2 separate regions of the Mus musculus genome follow, and region 2 is linked to region 1. A link is a loop called in an ENCODE intact Hi-C map of the cell type or tissue named here. Cell type or tissue: left cerebral cortex. All regions are shown on one strand. Each heading gives the region's core, and the rest is flanking DNA. Links, peaks and the distances in the headings are about the cores only.

Region 1 (10,743 bases), core at 1,011-9,010:
TTTTTTTTGAGAGAGGGTTTCTCTGTGTAGCCCTGGCTGTCCTGGAACTCACTCTGTAGACCAGGCTGGCCTCGAACTCAGAAATCCACCTGCCTCTGCCTCCCAAGTGGCTGGGATTAAAGGTGTGTGCCACCATGCCTGGCCAGGCCTGGTTTTTACCAGAGCAGTGTCTAGCTTGTTCTACATAAAAGCCCTTGGGAAGAGCGGGACAATGGCTCAGCTCCCCCATTACCAGTCAGTCTTTAGATGAGGTCAGGAAAGCCTGGGCTCCCTTTTCCATCTCCAATGGTAATTGCTTCTGCCAGTCACTACAAATGCACCTCTCTGATTCCACTCCCTGAAAGTCCCCTGTGAGTTGGCAGCAGAGCCAGGATCTGGTCTAGCCTCAGCCCCTCTACCCATGGTGCCCCCATTTAAGTCGTCTGGGAGATGGTTAAACATTAGGTTGGTTCTTCTGCTCCATACCTAAACTGGGCAGCTTGACAAGTGCTTCCAGGAACCTCTGCAGGTGCCACTCCCCACCCCAAGGGAGGGAGGAAGAGGGGGAAGACAGATTCCTCCTACACCTCTGGTGGCATGAGGTATTCTGTCTTACATGGGGGCAGATCAGCCATCAAGACCTTCTCTAGCAGGGGCAACAGGGAGAGAAGGGTCAGGGGGCTACTAGGCATACAAGGGCTGTGACCTGTGTCTGGCCTCCATCATCCTGTTCTGTCCAACCCTGTGATGAAAATGTTTTCAGGGACAGGGCAGAGGCAGTGTGCCTCTGTGTTATTCAGGGGCCAAGGAGTGAAGGAAAGTGAAGACATCAAGCTGCTGTCTTAAGGGGGCAGGTAGAAGAAAAAGCACTTTCTGGCAGGCGAGCTCTGGGTTTAGGAGACCCCTTGACTGTTCCTGGGTAGCAAGGAAGAGGGCCGGTTCCTAGCCCTGGTAGAAAGGCCAGGCCATCTCCACCCACCCCTTGCTTCATCTTGCATGCTTACTGTGCCCCACAACTGGGAAGGAAGTGCTGGTGTCTGGAAGGTTCCTGCCTGGGCTTAGCCTCTCATCCCTTCTAATGCGTCTTAACCTAAAATAAGAGGCTGGCTGGCCTAATCCCTAGAGCCAGGCCAGCATGGTGCACACCAGGGGTAGAATGGCTGATCCAGAGCCACTCTCCTTCCAGTCCCTTTGCTAGAGTTAGAGTATCTGACGTGGGTTTCAGGATCAGGAAAGTTAGAATGCTCTGGAACACTAGTACTAAGTGGCTATGGAGGAAGGTATAACCTGGTGCCCAGTCATGCCCGGGCAGCACATGGTAAAACTTTACCTGGTACATGCAGCATGGCCTGTGTTAGGACCACAGTTGTGGTGGCTCCCTGGCCTCTCACAAGTGTATGAGTCCTGAAAGACACGACCAACAGCCAGAGCTGAGATCAGGAGGCAGCTATCTGCTCCATGAATCCCATCTCTGAACATTCTGCTTCCTTGAAGATGGGTAGGACTGAGATCTGGTCATTTTCCTCCTTGCTAGGAACAGCCTTTTCCCATGAGCACTAGTGCCTCCAGCAGCTGGGGAAAATAAGCAGTAGCTACTGGGTCACAGAGCCATCCCTCCTTCCCACTGTCCTGCCAGTCACAGCCTTTCAGGTGATTGTTTGCTTCTGCTTGGACCCTACCACAGCTCTGCTAATGGCTCATCCTCCTCACTTTGCTCATGTTGTCACTGGAGATAGAAATGAGCTCAGATAAAATCAGACCCCGTCCCTCTAACCCGGGGTACTAGGCAGCTTGTGCCCATACTAGCCCACTAGGGGCCACTAGCAACCTGAGAATCCAGCTGTAACTGGAGCCTGTACAGAAATGGCTCCAGATCAGATCAGGGACTGGAGGGCTGGGGAGCTCTCTAAGCAGCAGTGAACAGTGAGCTGAGATTTGGGGATAGAGGGGGGAAAAGAAACCTGGGGCCACCTCTGACAGTGGCAGGTGGCCTCTGCTACCCCCAGGCATTGCCTAGATCAAAAGCAACCAGAGAAAATCAAATCTATTTCATCCCCTCCAAGTCTTGCAATTGGGATATCTAGAAGCTGGCAGAAGCTGCCACCATGGAAGCCACTCGCCTGCTGGGCTCTGTTTTTGACATACACATCTCTTTTTCCTCCCATATTTGATTTTAACAGACTTCACTGTTCTATATCTTAATTCCAAGAGCATTGCTATTTATTTTATTTATTTACTTATTTTATTTCACTATTTAAATGTTTTATTTCATGTCGGCCGGGGCTCCGTCCCAGGCTGCTTCATAGGTTCTCAATGGGCTGGTAGGGCCTGTACGGGTACTTCTTCTTCTTGTCCAGCTTGGTTTCTGGGAAGATCTCATTTGAGTCATCACTGGTCATCTGGTCAAAGGGAATTATGTTCCTCGTTTTCTCCAGCTGCTTCTCACACTCCTGGGTCCTGAGCTGAGGTCCAGACACAAACTCAGCACAGCTCTTCACATCCCCCGTCTCCTCTTGTCCACCAGGGCTGTGTGTTTATCCTCAGGCACAGGGATCTTCAGGGCATTATACTGCTTTTCAAAGTCATCCACCAAGCCAGGCTTGGCCACATTGGCCCTGTAGTAAGCCCAGTCAATCGCAGGTGGTTTCTCAGACAAACTAGCCAACCTGGGGTGGAGGGTCTCATTCCAGGACTTCAGGGCATTTCCAACTGCCTTCTGGTTTTGGGGCATGAGCTACACAAAAGATACCTAATCAATGGTTTTTAGAGCAAGTTTATGCCCAGCCATCTTGGGATACTTCACCAACCCCCGGCGGAGTGCTCTCTCTCTCTAACCTGTTATTTATTTTTGTGGTAGGGAGGGTACTTTACCCACTGAACTACACCCCTATCCCCAAGGAAACTTTTTAGCAAACTATCTACATTCTCTGGTCAAATGGGGAAAAATAACTGTGTTTACGAACTGTCCAGTCAGGGGCTAGAGAGATGGCTCAGCAGTTTTAAGAGCACTGGATGCTCTTCCAGAATACCTGGGCTTAATTCCTAGCACGTACATGGCAGCTCACAACTGTCTGTAACTCCAGTTCCAGGAGATCTGCCGCCCTCACATAGGCACACATGCAGGCAAAACACCAATGCACATAAAAATTAAAATTAAAAAACAACAACAGTACAACCACAGAGGCCAACTTCTTTTCCCAATAAAGAGCTGTGCTGACTTCCTTTAGCAACAGTTGTTTCCACAATTTATCCTTAGATGTTACTTCTAGTGTAGATGTCTCCAAAGACAAGGTTTTGTCCATCTCTAATACAGCCATGTAAATGCAGCAATGAACAAGCCTGGTCATCAAAACCTACAGGGAAGTAGGCCCAGAACAACATATATTCCTGTAGATGGCCTCCAGGTTGAAGGATACAGGTAGGGGACTCAGGAAAAAGGGGCTACAGCCAGGAAAGTGAACTATCTGCTGTGGCAAGGGGTCACCAAGGCCTCTCATTCATTCCCCAGCTCTCTTCATTCCTCCCCCCCCGCCCCCCCCAGACAGGGTTTCTCTGTATAGCCCTGGCCTCGAACTCAGAAATTCGCCTGCCTCTGCCTCCCGAGTGCTGGGATTAATACTTACAAGGCCTTTCAAGCTCTGCCACTTCCATGTCTAGTGGGAGTTTACTTCCATGTCCAGTAGGCCAGCTGAGGTGCCTCTCCTGGTAGGCTCTGCAGCTAGTTCTCAAGAAGGCTGAAACGCCTGTCTGCTGGGCTATCTGGGCTTCCCCAAGCTTTATGGAAGCTCCTGTTCCCAAGAAGCGGCTCCCTGCTTTGTTTTGGAATCAGAAGCTCGCTCGAAGAAGTTCTGAAATTGCCCATGAGGTGGCAGAGAAGGACTCGAGCATACACCTGCTCAACTCGAGTGCTGGCAGCCTACTCCATGGAGCTTCTAATGGGGCAAAGAGGTGGCTGTAGTCCCCTTCTCCCCAGGGATCTTAAGAGCTTGGGTTTGGTTGTTTTGTGTGTGTGTTTGTTCTGCCACAGTCAGCCAGTGGAGGACAGACAGCAGACTATTCTGTCCTCTTCTGAGCCCTTCTGTCCCAGAAGCGTCAGCCTCCTCACTTGGGACAGTGAAACTCCTCAGAGGAAGAAGAGCTGAGGTGCTGAGGCAAAGCAAGCCTTGCCTCTCTTCCATCCACAAGCACCTGTAAACCCTCTAGGGGCAGGGTGTTCACTGCCTCTCCAGACCGGGATGGTAGCCTCCCCTCTCAACCTTCTGGGGAAAAGGCCCATCCATGCTACTGCCTCCAAAACATGCCAACAGCTCTTTCTCACAGTGCCTGGAGCACAGTTGCTTCCTGGGACTGTTAGTCCTGTTCCAACCATGACTACCCCTTGAAGAGCGGCAGGGCTCAGGAGTTAATAGGAGACATTTCTGTGGCTCAAGGTGCCTCTTCCTCAGCCGCAGCCAGAGCTGGGATGTATGTCTGATGGGCGGCATAGGTAGAGGCAGGAAGCTAGGTTGGAAGCCTACTGTGCTGTGCCTGATACCAAAGCCCTTGTTTTTGATGCATGCCTCCTTATTCCATTGTTCACTTGCCATGTGATTTTGGGTAGAATTCTCCACCTCTCTTTTGCCTGTCATATGGTTAACAATAAAGCTTAGCCTAGAACCCTTGCCATGTCAAAGCCCCATTCTAAATACTGGGAATATAGCCATTGGGGATATAGACCAGGGCTTCCAAATCTATGCCCAGATGCAGGCAGGGGCTTCAGCTTCCTCTAAACTTTAGACTCTAAATCATCTTTCCCTCTCTACAGGGCCCACAGACCTCAGCATGAAAGGCGGGGCCTCTACCCCAACTCCTCCCACGCCTACCCCTTCCAGCAACAGCACCAGCAGGACCATGCCCACAGCCCAGCTTAGCCCCACGGAGATCAGTGCTGTGCGGCAGCTCATCGCAGGCTATCGAGAGTCTGCAGCCTTCCTGCTGCGTTCTGCAGATGAACTGGAAAACCTCATTTTACAGCAGAACTGACCCTGCTGGCCCCCAGAGTGCACGACGCCAGGAGGCTGTCCCAGCCTGGACCCAGCTTCCTGCCTCACCAGTTGGTACACTGTTTTCTGAAAGAGGTGGGATCCAAAAGAGCTGTTTCTAGCTGCACTCCAAGCATCTGAGACTTTGGGCACAAGGACACTTTTCTTTTCTTTTTTTTTTTTTAATTTCACCACATGGGTGCTCTGACCTGCTTGGAAAGAGGCCAGTGGGGCAGCTCTAAAAGGGTTGAGGTTCCCCTGAAAAGGCACAGGGGCTACAGCTCTATTTAGAATCACCTTTGTGGACCACGATGTTAGAACTCCCCCCCCCCATAATTACCTTTCAAGTCTTAGGTGAGCAGAATTGCATATTTATTGAGAAGAGCAAAAGTGGACCCTTTCTCTCCCCTTAGTAATTTATTTTTCTGAAATGGATTCTTTTGTGTTTGTACAGATTGCCAGTCTGTGTCTGTCTAATCAGAAGGATGGATCCCTGTACCTAACATTCCATATCACTACACTGATGTGAGCTGGGGGCCAGCAGAGTTGGGGGCCAGCTCACTGTCCCGAGTGCCCAGCATACCCTTGGGAAGGCCACCACACTCCACCACTAGGCTGTCTTGTTGCAGATCCCAGTGCTGCCACAGGGACACTGCCAAACAGAGGGACCTCACCAACACTCACTACAAACAAAAGCAGCCACCCATCCCATCCGACAGAGTCCCAGTCACACGGTCACCTGTACTCTACCTCACACTCCAGCGTGGGCTTTTCCAGGACGTGCTCCAAGTGTGTTCTGAACGGCTGTCTCCCCCAACTCCCACACAATGTAGCTATCTTCTGGGAGGTAAATGAGACCCAGTGTCCAGGAGCCAGAGCCCAGAGGGGCTTGGCCCTTAAAACCAGCAGCTTGCCATAGCCTGGGCTCTTGGAGATGCTTGACAGGATAGTGTGTCTGGAGCTGGTCCAGGTCCCACACAGCCCCCAGGTAACCTGCTGAGGGGCCACTTCTCTTGGCCAGGCATCTGTGTGCCCAAGGGTGAATTATGGTTTCCACTCCTCACCTCACGATGGGAGTAGAGGGATCAGATCGTTGGTGGAAGTGCAGAACTACTTGCATTCTCCTAAGATCAAACTTTCTTCTGGAAAGGCCTGTCCTGTAAGAAACCTAGTCCCTGGAGTGTGACAAGGGACAAGAAAAAGCTGACCTGGTTTCCTTCCTCCCTGACAGGCACTTCCTCTTGCTCTGTGCAATACCTACCAGTGCTGCTAAAACCAGGGATTCACCCAGACCTCAGCAGGCCAGGGGGCCTCTCCCTCAACACTCCGTAGCCATGACAGCAGCACTCTGCTGCCTGCCCCTGCCCAGAGATGGCAGAAGCCCTGTTGCCTTTCTTCCCTCAGAGCTAGGAGGCCTCAAGGGAGCCAGGGCTGAGTGGACACTAAGCTAACCACAAAGAGCCACTCTTGGTCCCAGAGCGAGTGCCCCTTCCCAAACTGGTCTATGGCAGGGACTGCTTGTGGCAGCCTGACAGACTACCCTTCAAACAGGTAGGCAAGCAGTGCCAGTGCAGATACCCTACCTGTTCAGATTCAGGGCTGTAAGGCAGGGTTCCCCACCCTGCACACTTCCACACTGGGGTTAAATGTGGTCTTTCACATGGCCTACAATGCCTACCCAGCCACACCACCTCTGCCTTCATGTGCCCGCTCACCAGGCCTCTGGACTGGGCCAGGACACCTGAGCCCCTTCATACAGCACAAACTCCAGTGCCCAGGCCTCCCCACAGCTGGCCAAACATGTGCCCAGTTCCCCACCTGCTCAGTAGGACTCCTGGATGTTTGAATTTGTGTAAATATTTATTTTTGTGTGTGAATACTACAAAGTAATCAGTAGATCTTTTTGCAAAATGTTACTCCAGGCAATTTGTGAAAATGTTGAAAATTGGCAGAGACAATCGCCACCCTAGAATTTCTGTTATCAATTGCTTACCGCATTCTGTCTGCTCCCAGAGGCAGTACCCAAGCTAGACACAAATGGCTTGCATTTTTGGAAGAAGATAGAAGAGACTAGGCAGGGGCTCCTCCCTCTATCCCCACAGGACACATCTGTAAGGACGAGCATAATCTATATCTAAGTGGTATTTTCTAACTGCAAGCAGTCTTGACCAGCCACTAGCAGCCTGCTCCTAGAGTACGGTGTGAGCATAGGTTCCATGTGTTTTGCTTTCAAGAGAAATAAAACCAATGCCAGTGCTGATGGTTTCCAGAGGGGCTGCAGGACAGTAGTAGATGCTGGCATGCTGACCTGGGCTTCTTCCCAGAGAAGTGGTCTCCAAAGCCTCAGAGCAGCCATACCAGGAGCAAGTCAGTGTGGACACAGGATTCCATTACCTAGTTAAGTCAGGGAACTTGTTCTGTTTTCCTTTTGTTTTAAAAGATGCAGCGTCAAGCCTCCCTTCCTGACTGTGGCCCGCCTTTTCCCAGGAGGAGCTTCCCAAAGCCTTGTCCTGCAGCCACTGCAGTGTGATGGAAGCCTCAGGCACACAGTAGTCATTGGTGATCTCAAGTCATAGTGAACATGCCAGTGCAGGATGCACCCCCCCTCACCCCCGAGTCCTTACAGGCAGATCCCTGCAGGCTATCAAGAGAAGTGGTGGATGATCATCTGTTAGACCAGGGATAGTATACAGGACCCATCTGAAAGCATTTTTTTTTCCTCTCACCACTCAACAAATGGACAGTTTATTCCCAAGGACGGTGTTGGGGAGAGGCAGGCAGGGCCAGGAGGGTCTTGGAGGACTTTGAACAGGTGGAACCCATCTGTCCCTCCCTATTTCTCAAGGGCCACAAATGACTCCACAGGTGGTTATAGGATTAACTACCAGTTCATTCTCAAAATGCTGCTTTGAACTCAGAGGGTTGATACTTTTAATTTGTAATTTTTTGTAAAACTTTTTACAAGATAGTAAAGTATTTCACCAGAATACCAGTTTCAATCCGTCCGTGGTCTGATTTTATATAATTTAGTGGTGCTTTAGAGACTTTGTTTTGTTGTTTCTGAGCGCAACAGCTCAATCCTCTCTTGCCTGTATCTACCTAAGACCAATGTGAACCTTTGTATTTTGCTCCTAATTTTGGACTCAGTGGAAGTGTACTGTTTACATGTACAGATGCCCCATCCCTGTGTTTTCTGCAAGACGCACGCTCGAGGAGGAAGATTGCACCTCACTAGCTCATCTGCTTAGCAAAGCCACAAAACAAAACCTCTCACTTTGTACCCGTTTCCACCTAAAAAACAAAAACCTTCACCACCTGGAACTCAGATTTGCCAACACATTCTGCCTGGTAGATGCCCCATGCCTCTATCATGTGTTCCCTTAGGAATCAAGGCAGCACCTCCTGCCAGCTGGGTGGGGGATAGCACACAGTGGAGACATTAATGCAGGACTTTACTGCCCAGCTCTGGGAGGAAGTTCTTCTTTGGGCAGGAGGCAGTATGAAGGTCAACTCATGGGCCTTCAGGAGCAAGCCAGGCAGGATTTAGGGACAACACAAGAGGCCATCAATCTGCTGGCATGATTGAGACACACTTTGGAAGAGCATGAGTTCCATGTAAGGTGAGACTGTGACTTTGAGTGCAGATGACACAGCACTTCAGGGGAGGGTCAGGGGCTCCAGACAGTAAGCATAAGGCACTTACCGCAAGCAGTGGATGGCACCAACTTTTAAAGGTGACTTTATTAATCAATGGTTTCACCGCTAAATTATATTTTTACAGATATGCACCTATGCAACTTAATGTGGCTCTTCTAAGCAGGTGAGGACCTCCTCCTCAATGCTCTATAAAGTGTTTGTGTTCTGTATAGTGAGTTTCCCAGTAAATGTGGCTTAATACTTTAATTCTTAGGATGTGTCTTTCTACGTGATGCAGCTACTAAATTCTGTTTTGTTTGTGGAATGACTAGCACAGGCCGACGCCCTCTTTCCCTCACTTACCAGAAGACCAATGAGCTGTTAATGAGCGGTTATCTCCATGGTATTACTGCTAAATGCACTGATGTCATAAGTATGTGGAATCCTTTTCCTTTTGAGACTGTATATCATATACCAGACTGAATCTACTTAATAAACACTGAACAACAAACCTTACACTGAGCTTCGACTATGTCACAGCAGCAGCGCTGCCACCCAGTCCTGGTCCTTCTGAATCTAGTTTGGAAACATCATCCTACGAACAGATTCACCTTTCCCTAGCCAATCGCTGATTCACAGACATCCTCAATAGGTTTTCTCAGACAAATAAGCCTACAATCTCATTTCTGGCACCTAGCATGTTAGAAAGGGAGGAGAAGATACTCGGCTAGGGTGCCCATCAGGTGCCTGGCACTGGTGACAGGTCTCCTGTGAGGCAATCAAGTTTCAGTCACCTCATAACCCTCTCGAGACTGTGCCACAGAGGTATACCGAGTGCCACGTCTTGCCTAAGTTCAGTCATCAACCAAGCAAGATTTAGTCTGCAGCTGTGTGACAATGAAACGTGTGCTGTGCCCTGTCCTACTGGCTTGATGCCTGGCCAACTGACCAAATCTAAGCTCCTTAGCAATTGCTAAGAGCCTGGGAAAAAACCTAGTTCTAAACACTCAGTAACTGACATCCAAGTCTAGGCAAAGCTTGAGCTCTTACCTCGAAAGAAAACAAAGGCCACTTCCTCTAGCACAGATTTGAATACTTTTCACCCCTCTGATCATTTAGCCATTTAGGTTAAGCTTTTAGGAAACATTACAGGAAAATGGCTGGGAATAAGTTGATTATCATGAGTTTGGGAAAAAAAAATGAATTCAAACAATATATATGCAGATACTTACAAATACCAATTGTGGTTTTTTGTTTTTGTTTTTAAAGACTCGGTCTCCACAGAGCCCTGGCTGTCCTGGAACTTATTATGACAATGTGGCTGGACTCTAACTTAGATCTGGCTGCCTCTGCCTCCTGAGTGCTGGGATTCAAGCTGATGACCTACCATGCCTGGTTACATTAACAGTTGTTATAACCTCAAGCAAAATTATAAAGCAGCCAACTGCTCATATTAGAGGTTGAGACTGAGCCGTCTGCAGCCCTCACTGTGCACCTGAGCGGAACGTAAGGGGTTAGGCATGGCACCTCCACACACCTCTGAGAGGTAATGGGGGTCAGGGGCCAGCAAGTCCCCAGCAATGCCAAGAAAGTTCTCATTCTGCCAAAACTATTGCTAAGATTCTCCAAGGGACCACAAGTGCCCCACAACCTTCACAGAACAGGATTGTGTGAACACTTACCTCTTCAGTGAGGCTGCTACGGAACACTGGAATCCCAGGGAACCGGCTGGAGGACAGAATACTGGATACTCTTGCTTAAAATGATGCTTTCAGACCATTGCTGTTAACAGTTGACACAAGACACCATCAACTGGGAAATGTCATCTTAAAGCACTGACAAGTTCACTCAACAGTAACTGGCAAACCTCCCCTTTATCCAGTAGGGAAAACACATCTCTTGTCCTTTTAAATCATTTGAAATGCCCTAGAGGCATAAGATGTGACTCACTTATAGGGCTAGCTTAGCATGTGCAAAGCCTTGGGTTGAATTCCCCAGTACCACACAAAAACCAGATTCATGCCTAGCACCTGGAAAGCAGCAGAGGCAGGATCAAACCTGGGATATATCAAACAGTGTTAAAAAAAAATTACCACTAGGCAGGGCA
Region 2 (10,743 bases), core at 1,490-9,489, 170 kb before region 1:
ACACTCACACATGCACAGCCATAAGCACAGAGAGGTAACTTTTAAAAACTGCTAGGGGGCTGGCGAGATGGCTCAGCAGGTAAGAGCACTGGCTGCTCTTCCAGAGGTCCTGAGTTCAATTCCCAGCAGCCACATGGTGGCTCACAGCTATCCGTAATGGGATCTGATGCCCTCTTCTGGTGTGTCTGAAGACAGCTACAGTGTACTTGTATACATTAAATAAATAAATAAATAAATCTTAAAACAAAACAAAACTGCTAATCATGTTGGTTCACACTTTTAATCCCAGAACCCAGGTAAAAATGTTGGGGATGTAGTGTCTACAGCTCCAATGCCAGGGAGGCAGAGGCAGGAAGAGCCTGGGACTAACTAGTCAGAAAATCTAGTTTAACTGGTGGCCGTCAGGCCAAAGAAAGGCTCCACTTCATACTTCATTACTTCTTAGAATTGGGAACAAAACAACCATGGTAGGAGTTACAGAGACAAAGTTTGGAGCTAAGACAAAAGGATGGACCATCCAGAGACTACCCGACCCTGGGATCCATCCCGTAATCAGCCACCAAACCAAGACACTATTGCATATGCCAGCAAGATTTTGCTGAAAAGACCCTGATATAGCTGTCTTGAGTGAAGCTATGCCAGTGCCTGGCAAACACAGAAGTGGATGTTCACAGTCATCTATAGGATGGAACACAGGGCCCCCAGTGGAGGAGCTAGAGAAAGTACCCAAGGAGCTGAAGGGGTCTGCAACCCTATAGGTGGAACAACAATATGAACTAACCAGTACCCCCAGAGCTCAGCTCGTGTCTCTAGCTGCATATGTAGCAGAAGATGGCCTAGTTGGCCATCACTGGGAAGAGAGGCCCCTTGATCTTGCAAACTTTATATGCCCCAGTACAGGGGAACGCCAGGGCCAAGAAGTGGGAGTGGGTGAGTAGGGGAGTAGGGCAGGGGGAGGGCATAGGGAACTTTCAGGATAGCATTTAAAATGTAAATAAAGAAAATATCTAATAAAAAATAAAAATGAAAGAAAAGAGAGAGAGAGAGAGAAAGGAAGGAAGGAAGGAAGGAAGGAAGGAAGGAAGGAAGGAAGGAAGGAAGAATCCACTTCAAAGTAGGTAGGTGTGTGGTGGTGCATGTGGGTTCTGTCAGTGCGGAGCAGGGAGAAGAAGGCGGGTCTCTATGAAGCCAGCCTGTTTTACACAGTGAGTTCTAGGTGGAATCAAGGCTACCTTGACTCTGTCTTGAAAAAGGGTGGGAGATGGTCACTCCAATCTCCAGTCCTCAGAGGAGGTTGATGATATTTCTGAAGATGGCATTTGAGGTTATTCTCTGGGCTCTATATTCCTGTGCACACTCACACACTCATACAGACACAAACACACACACACACACCTTTAAAAATCTGACATGAAAACTGGTTATGGTGGCCCTTGCCTCTAATCCAAGAGGACCAGGAGTTCAGGGTCATTCTCCATTGCATAGGGAGTTAAGACCAACATGACCTACGTGAGTCCCAAGTGCTGAGACTCTCTCTCTTGACACAGAATCACATGTATTCAGGCTGGCCTCAAACTTACTATGTTGACAGAGATAACCTTGAGCTGCAATCCTCCTGCCTCCACCCCTGAGTGCTAAGGTCATAGGCATGAGCCAGGAGAGCTAGTTTAGGCTGTGCTGGGGATGGTACCAGGCTGTCCTGATTGAGGGTAAGACACAGCCTCAACCCCCTCCATTTACTTTTGTCATCCTAGGGCTTGAGCCCATGGCTTCAGACATGCTGGGGGTCGGGGGAAGCTCTACTATCAAATGATACTCAGTGCCTCCGACTTTTTTTTTTTTTTAAAGATTTATTTTATTTATATGCCTACACTGTAGCTGTCTTCAGACACACCAGAATAGGGCATCCTATCCCATTACAGATGGTTGGGAGCCACTATGTGGTTGCTGGGAATTGAATTTTTAGGACCATTGCACTTCAGTCAACCCTGCTTGCTCAGTCCCTGCTTGCTCTGGCCCAAATATTTATTATTATACATAAGTACACTGACTTCAAACACACCAGAAGAAGGCGTCAGATCTCATTACGGGTGGTTGTGAGCCACCATGTGGTTGCTGGGATTTGAACTTCAGACCTTTAGTAGAGCAGTCGGTGCTCTTACCTGCTGAGCCATCTCACCAGCCCCACCTCTGTCTTTTAAATTTATTTTTTCATTATTATTTTTTAATCGTTCATCATTTTTGATGATGTCATTGTTCCACAGTGAGGTGGATAAACCTACCCACAGGTACAGGGTATTTTAATTTTTTTTTTTTTTTTTTTTTTTTTTTTTGCTGTAGCGAACTATGTTGTTATTAAAATATTTATATTATGTTCTGTCACACTTGAAAGATTCCTCATAGAATTTTCTAGAAGTAAAGTTATAGGTCAAAAGACAGACTTAAAAAATAAAATAAGGGGCTGGTGAGATGGCTCAGCGATTAAGAGCACCGACTGCTCTTCCGAAGGTCTTGAGCTCAAATCCCAGCAACCACATGGTGGCTCACAACCATCCATAACAAGATCTGACGCCCTTTTCTGGAGTGACAAGACAGCTACAGCGTAATCACATATAATAAAATAAAATAAATAAATCTTTAAAAGAAGATAAAATAAAATAAAAGCCAGGCGTGGTGGCACACGCCTTTAATCCCAGCACTTGGGAGGCAGAGGCAGGCGGATTTCTGAGTTCGAGGCCAGCCTGGTCTACAAAGTGAGTTCCAGGACAGTCAGGGCTATACAGAGAAACCCTGTCTCGAAAAACCAAAATAAATAAATAAAATAAAATAAAATAAAATAAAGAAGAGGGCCTGGAAAGATGGTGTGGCAGTTACCAGTGCATATCGTTCTTGCAGAGGAGCTGAGTTCAATTTCTGACACCCACTCTTTCTCCAGCCTTCATTTGAAGGAGATCTTTTTTTTTTTTTTTTCATTTAAAATTGTCACTGTATGTGTGTCTTTTGCCTGCATGTATTTCTCTGCACCATGTGTATTCCTGGTGCGCCTAAGAGGTTAGAAGGGAGTTGGAGCCCTGTAACTGGAGCTATGGGTGGTTGTGAGCTACCATGTGGGTGCTGCATATCAAACCCATGTCTTCTGGAAGAGCAAGTGCCTGATAAGCCATCTCTCCAGCAGCTTGGGAGACCCTTGATTTTTTTTAAAACTATGAATAATGCTGCTGTGAACAGTCATATAAGTGTACATGTGAATGAATGAATGAATGAATGAGTCACATGAGTGTACCTGTGAATGAATGAATGAGCCACATGAGTGCATGTGTGGGTGAATGAGTGAATGGGCCACATGACTGTATATGTGAATGTATGGCTCCTTTCTCTTGATTCTTCTTTCTTTCTTGAAATAGGGTCTTGCCATGTGAACAAACTCTTGATTCTCCTGCCTCAGCCTCTCAAGTGATGGAGTTACAAGCATGGCCTCTCATACTCAGAATGTCCTCCTCTGACAGTTGTACAGTTTGGGCTTCACATTTAGGCCTACAGTTTGTCATCAGTTAATGTTTGTGTAGTGTGAGATAGGGGTCTGCTACCATGTGACAAGTGTCTGCTGCCATATTTGTTGAGAAGGTTGTCCTGTCCTTATTAAGCTGGCTTGCTGCCTTTGTTGAGAGGCTGACCTCAATGTGAAGGTCTATCCTTGGACTCTCAGTGCTGTGTCAGATGTGAAGGTCTAACCTTGGACTCTCAGTGCTGTGTCAGATGTGAAGGTCTATCCTTGGACTCTCAGTGCTGTTTTACTCCTCTCTACCCTTGTCTCTTCTGACTGTGACAGTGATCTGAGAACTTTTGCAATGGGAAGTGTAGTAGCCCCAAAAGTGTTTCTTCTTTCGTTTGTTCTTTTTTTTTCCTATCTTCTCAGATCTTCAAGTTACAAATAATTCTGAGCTGTCATGTGTGTGTTGGGATTTGAACCCCAGTCCTCTGGAAGAGTAATCAGTGCTCCTAACCACTGAGCCATCTCTCCACTCCCAAGTGTTGTTCCTTTTTAAAGATTATCATTCTAAGTCTCTCTAGTCTCTGTGTGAATCTTACCACTAACTTGTTCATCTCTATAAGAGACTAAGGTTCAGGCTGAACAAATCTCAGGATTAATCCATTTGCCTTGCCATACACAGAGCCTGGGAGGCAGAGGCAGGCGGATTTCTGAGTTCGAGGCCAGCCTGGTCTACAGAGTGAGTTCCAGGACAGCCAGGGCTATACAGAAAAACCCTGTCTCGAAAAAAACAAAAAAACAAAAAAAAAAAAAAAAAAAAAGGAAAAAAAATTGGTCCTCAGACTCAAGAATACAGATATTTCATTGATTTTGGTTATTTAAACATTTTAAGCAATGTTTTATAGTTTTCAGGGTATAAAGTCTTACTTCTGTTAATTTTATTTCTAAACATTTTCTACATTTCTCCCCTTTCCTCTCTACCTCCCTCCTTTCCCCCAGGTTGGCCTCTGGATGTGGTTGTCAATGACCTTGACGTTCTGATTCTTCAACTTCCGCCTCCCAAGAGCTGGGATTGCAGGTGCACGCCAGCCATATCCAGTTTTATGCAGTTCTGGGGACTGAACTCAGACACTGGTGCATGCTAAGCAAGCATTCTGGTAACTGCGTACCTCCCAGCCTGTAGAGTGTTTGGAGAGCCCCACGTAAAGTCACTTGGTACAGAGGCGTTCTGGTTCCAGTTTTGAGTCAGTATTGACCCTGCAGCCACTGCCCTTCTAGGCCTGTTTTCTCTTGTCTGGGAAGGGTAGTTCGCTCTTCCAATAATGACCTGCCCCACCCAACCTTAAACAAACAGTGGGTTCTGTGTGCACCACTTCCCCAAACTACCACCAGAGGGTGCTATAGACCAGCATTTGGCTGAGCTCCCGGTAAGGGGCCCCCAGGGACGCTGAGGCAACCCGATGTTTTCCAGGAGCTGCGGGTTTTGCTAGTATAGGCTTCCGTGTAGCGCCACCTGCTTAGGACCTTTGTGCCCGCTCCTCCCTGTAGTGAGGATAGTGGGATAGGGGCGTACTCTTGAGGCTAGATCCCTGCTAGCTTTGATAAGTAGCCTAAGGTCCCAGGGTCAGGGCAGACAGTAGTCCTGAGTTTCTCAGCCACGGGTTTCACGCGTCTGGGTCTCATGATGGCTCAGTATTCCTTCCGTCACAGAGTTACTTAGCAGCAAAAGCTCTCATCCTAGCTGTATGCCTGGCCATGAAGAGGGATAACATAGCCCTTCAAAGACATGAATGGATTTGTGGACCCTGCCGTCCTTGAAACCACAGTATCTGAAATTCCAGATGTCTGTGAGCTTCTTAGAGTGATCAGGCCCGTGTCCCCCAGAACCCACAAAGCAGCTTCCCCCTCCAACAAGGTCAGAAAGTTGCCTTCCTTCTGTTTTGCAGCTGACCTCCAAAACCAGCAGCGCTTCCTACTCAGGCCTTTGCATAGAGACACCAGAGCCTCCCTGTGCCTGCGTTCTTTCATTGGGTGAGGGTCGAGACAGAGTCACTACAGCTCAGACTGGCCTTCAGCTTACTAAGGAGCTAAGGCTGGTCTGAAGCCCCTATCCCCTTGCCTCTGCCGACCAGATGCTGAGATTATAATCGTGTGTCTCTACACTGGATTTTTTTTTTCTTTTCCTTTTTAGTTAAATTTGTTCACTTTTGTGGTGCTAGGGATGAGCCTAGGGCCTTCTACATGTCAAGCCAGCACTCTACCCTGGACCCATAGCTCCAGATGTGTGACTGTTTTTTCTCTGATTCCAGACTGGGGTCCCCTGAGAAGTAATGAGTCCCAAGTTCATCTTGGTCTCCTTTGTGAAGCCTAATGCTGAATTCTGTATCCGGCAGCCCATTCCACAGGAGAGTCCCTTCATGAGCACCCCACTCAGCATCTCTAATCACTCTATTTTGTCTTTAGTTTTTTGAGACAAGGATTCCCTGTGTCAGCCCTGGGTGTCCTGGAATTTGCTCTGTAGACCAAGCTGGTCTCCAGCTCAGAAATCTGCCTGTTTCTGCCTCCGGAGTGTTGGGATTAGAGGCATATGCTGCCACCATCCTGCCAGTCACCTTTTTAATTAAAAAAAAAAAAAAACAAACTAAATTTTATCCTTTGAAATATTTTATTGAATTTTACGTGTATGAGTGGTCTTCCTGCATGTATGCTCATGTCTGGTGTGCTGATCAGAACAGGGCATTGGGTCTCCCTGGAATTCGAGTTAAACAGAACTGTGTGTTAAGAGTTGAACCTTAGCTGGGCGTGGTGGCGCACACCTTCGATCCCAGCACTTGGGAGGCAGAGGCAGGCATATTTCTGAGTTCGAGGTCATCCTGGTCTACAGAGTAAGTTCCAGGACAGCCAGGGCTACACAGAGAAACCCTGTCTCGAAAAACAAAAAACAAAAAACAAAAACAAAAAACAAAAACAAAAAACCCCAAACAAACAAAAACAAAAACTAAAGAACAAAACAAACAAAAAAGAGTTGAACCTTAACTTACTCCAGTAGAACAGCCAGTGCTATTTATTTATTTATTTATTTATTTATTTATTTATTTATTTATTTATTTATTTATTTATTTATTTATTTATATTTAGATGAGTACACTGTAGCTGTCTTCAGTCACACACCCCAGAAGAGGGCATCAGATCCCATTACAGATGGTTGTGAGCCACCATGTGGTTGCTGGGAATTGAACTCAAAACACCTGGAAGAACAGTCAGTGCTCTTAACCAGCTGCGCTATCTCACCTGCCCTTCTCATCACCCTCTCCAGGACACAGGCTGCAGCCTTTTGGATTTGGGGTGGGGGTGGGGGTGCATTGTTCTGGTGCCAGGCCAACCAGATGATCCCGGTGCTGGAAGGTCAGAGTGGCTCATAGCAGTCGGAGCTGACTCTGGACTAGTTTCACCTGAGTTGTCTCCTTTGCTGCGGTCTCAGTGGCTCTTCCAGGTGGGGTACAGGTCAAGGCACAGGGCAGCTGCTTCTCCTGCCAATTAACATAATTGGCAAATGAGCCGGGCTTGGACTCTAACTCAAGTCTCTGGGGAGCCACTGAGCCACACCTCTGCCTGGAACCAACTTGGGGCAGGACTGGGTGCTTTGGAGTCTTTTTTCCCTGCTCTGTGCAAAGGTCAAAGGTCAGAGGTCATTTGTTTAACTTTCCCCAGACATGACTGTATTGTTAAGGCTAGAGTGTTTGGGAACTAACTCTCTGCATGTCTGCCTGCCTGCCTGCCTGTCTGTCTGTCTGTCTGTCTGTCTGTCTGTCTCTCTAATAGAAATAAAGCCCCAAACAAAACAAAACAGAAAAGTAGTTAAGATTCTAGAAGTCGAGCCGGGCATGGTGGTGCACGCCTTTAATCCCAGCATTTGGGAGGCAAAAACAGGAGGATTTCTGAGTTCGAGGCCAGCCTGGTCTACAAAGTGAATTCCAGGACAGCCAGGGCTACACAGAGAAACCCTGTCTCAAAAAAAAAAAAAAGTCTTGGTGGCCTTGTTCCTATTACACTTGAATTCAGCAGTGACACATTAGGAATTGGGGTTAAAAGGAGCTCCACGGAGGCTCAACACAGCGCCCGCCCGCAGAACCCACCACTGATTCAGGCTAAGGGCGACAGGCTCTACTTCGCCTCTGCTCGCCTTTATCTGGGGAGGATTTGGGGTGGTGGGAAGGCGGGGGAAGTTGGAGGCAGGGCTGGCCCAAGGTGGGCAGAAGAGATAGGGAAGTGGGGAGGGGGCCGGCCCTCTGGGGAGGGGCGGAGAAGGGAAGGACAACCCAGAACCTGCACAGTGGGAGGCCTCACAGGCCTGGCCCTGCTTGTGGTTGCAGAGCTTCTGGTGCCTTCCATCCTTGCCAGGCAAGATACAGCACCTTTAATTAGCACGCTGTAACCTCTACCGATTCATCACCGGCTCAGTTTAATTAGCCGCAGGAGGCGCCCCTGCCCCCAGTTCTTGGCTGAGCAGCTGCCTCTCTCACTCACAGAGGTGGCCACCACCTCAAAGTGTCCCCTGTCACCCTCCCATACTTATTTCCCTCCCCAGAATGTGGGGTGGACACAGCCAGCTGCCTGGCTGAAACCTCAAGGAGACGGTGGAGCTGCGACCTTTGTACCCATGATGCTCAGCTTCCTTCTCGGCCCCCTCCCAGGTCAGGTTGAGTTGGGTTGGACCAGCTCGGGTAACCTCCAGTTGAATGGGACTGAAGCCGAGCTGTCCCACTGTAAGAGACTGCTTTCCCCTTTGGAAGCTACTAGCGCGCACGCACGGGGGTGGGGTGGGGGTGTGTGTGTCCCTGTCTCGATTGCTCCTGTGCAGAGACAGGCCCTGCATTTTGCTGCTTCCCCACATTTTTTCCTCTTCCTCTTTCTCCTCCCCATGGCTGAGAAGCTGAGACCCGGAGAGGGGCCAGGACTCCACTCTAGATCTTGGGGCTTTGCTGGGAGACCTGAAGTGGACGAAGAGACAGGGCGTGGCAAGGTGGAGCTGGGGAGGATGGGCCTCCAGGAAGCAGGGGACTGGTAGGCATGAGGCCTTGGTGTCAGGCCAGGGGCAGCTCCATACAAGGGTTACGTTATCTGCTCTTGGACAGTAATGATGTATAACAGCCGAATTCAGACAGTACCCCCACTTACCCCCACCAAGTTTTTCTCCTTGAAGATGGCTTCTAGAATGTTTCTTTTCATTTCCTTTTTCTTCAGTGTGGGGATGGAATGGTGGGCATACCCTTGCTTCTCAGGGACTTCTCACCGAGCCACGGCCCCAGACTGGGATCCGGTTCTCTTCTTCTAGGCTACTCTAGGCAGTGCTAGTTTTTTGTTCGGAATCAGGTCCGTTCTCTCCATCTTCACCATGGCTGGCCCTGCCTTCTCTGTAGTCTAGGTTGGTTTTGAACTCCCTAGGTAGCAAAGAGTGAACTTGGACTTCTGATCCTACTGCCTCCTATGAACTCATTCAGTGCTGGGGGCTCTTTTTTATGTGACAGGCAAGGGCTCTTCCAACTGAGCCACACCAGCACTGGTTTTGTTTGGTTTTATTTATTTAGAGAGGGTCTCACTAGGGTAGCCTCTAACTCTGTCCTCCTGGGTACTGAGATTATGGGAATGCACTATCATGCCCCTCACTAAAGGCAGGGTCTCACTGTGCAGCCCTTTGCAGGCCTGGAACTTGCTATGAAGACTATGAAGGCCTCGAACTCACAGAGATCTGTCTCCCCCTCCCTCCTGAGTGCTGACACTAAAGTTATATGCCACCATGCCCGGCTCTGGGTCTTTCTTTCTTTCTTTCTTTCTTTCTTTCTTTTTTTTTTTAAGATTTGTTTTTACTACTTTTGATTATGTGTCCACATGTCTGTAGGTGTGTGCATATGAACACAGGTGCCCACAAAGTCGAGGAACTGAATCTGCGTGGAGCCGGAGTTACAGATGGTTGCAAGTCACCTGATGTGGGTTCTAGAATTTGAACTCAGGTCCTCTGGAAGAGCAGTGCCTGATCTTAACCCCTGAGCCACCTCTCAGATCCTGTCCTGTTGCTATGACAGGAGTTTGTGATGCCGTGGAGCTCGGGCTAGCTGCAAACTTGCTATGGAAGTTGGCTCTGAAGTTGCAATCCCCCTGTCTCAGCCTCCAAAGGATTGTAGGCATTAACCACAGAGCCCGGGCAGCAGAGTCATAACCATAGCATCACTCATCAGGACCTTTGGGCCTCCAGGTGACACTTGCCAGGAAACCTTGGACAAGTGACTTCTCTATACTCCTGCCAGTCCCTCACCAAATATACGCCAAGAGCTCGGCTTTATTTTAGAGTAAACAGAGTCGGCGTAAGTCACTCACTCTAGGCTACACAGCTGATGCAGAATGTGAACTCAGGAAACTCTAGTAACTTGTAAATGAGGGAAATGAGGCACAGAGAGGTTGAGCAACCAGCCTCGGGTCTCCCAGCAGCAAAGCCAACTAGTACAGAGTTAGCCTGACCTTCGACACTCATTACTGCCAAGCTACGTTGCTTTGGGCAAGTCACCACAGCTCCTCACTGCAGCAGAGCCCCAAGCAGTTAGAATTGGGGATGTGGGCCTCCCATCTTGCCCCAGTGGCTGCTCTTGGAGGTCAGCAGGAAAGATATCACCAGAAGAGCTGGTGAGTCCCTGAGGAGAAAGAGTAGAGCGTCTGCCTGCCCCAAATCCCTTGGCTACTCTTCTTGCCTCTTCTACTGTCCCTCTGAAGCTGGGAGCCCAAGGTCTCGGTTCTGGATACTGCCCCACTGAGGGCAGGGCTGTCAAGAACAGCGGAAGGGGCTTCTAGCCCTGTCCCCCGTGTGGAATCTGTTTCTCCTGCTTTCTGCTAGAGCTGTCTGGGTAGTCCCACATTTTGTGTGTCTGAGACAGGGTCTCATGTGGTCCAGGCAGGCCTCAAGTGCCCTACATAGTAGAGGAAGACCTTGAACTTGCAGGGTTCTAAAATGCCCTTAGATTCTGAGCAGAATACAGGGCTGGAGTCTGTCACAGGGGGCAGCCAGGACGACAGAGAGCTTTGGGTTTAGACAAATTCAGGCCAGGTTCTCTAGGAAGGCTTCCTACTGGCAGGGTGACCTTGGACAGGGGACCATGTCTCAGCCTGCTCAGAGCACTGATAGATACTATCTGCTTACCCTGACCCCGGATTAAAGATCATGAGTTGCCATGGCCAGATTCTTCAGGGCCTTGACTGACAAA

What was found. A loop is a pair of places that touch in the nucleus more often than their neighbours do. Peaks named below come from ENCODE experiments on the same cell type or tissue, not always from the same donor. Only the 100,000 strongest peaks of a DNase experiment are listed, where the experiment ranks them.
Region 2: it touches region 1 in a loop (3-fold over the local background); 2 of 42 quality-filtered maps call a loop at or near these places.

Annotation. Positions count from the first base shown.
Region 1 is chr2:153,405,870-153,416,612 of GRCm38, reverse strand. Nol4l (nucleolar protein 4-like) reads left to right here. Exons shown (of 11, transcript NM_001134300.2): 11 at 4,784-9,152. The coding sequence ends at 5,001. It also overlaps the pseudogene Gm14472. Among named protein-coding and RNA genes, the nearest start is that of Asxl1, 65 kb to the right of the region's middle. In left cerebral cortex, for the core only: CTCF peaks have their summits at 1,790 (motif pointing right), 3,822 and 5,655; DNase peaks (open chromatin) are centred at 1,822 and 5,827; H3K27ac peaks cover 385 bases.
Region 2 is chr2:153,580,869-153,591,611 of GRCm38, reverse strand. No RefSeq gene overlaps it. Among named protein-coding and RNA genes, the nearest start is that of Commd7, 47 kb to the left of the region's middle. In left cerebral cortex, for the core only: a CTCF peak has its summit at 4,877 (motif pointing right); a DNase peak (open chromatin) is centred at 4,890.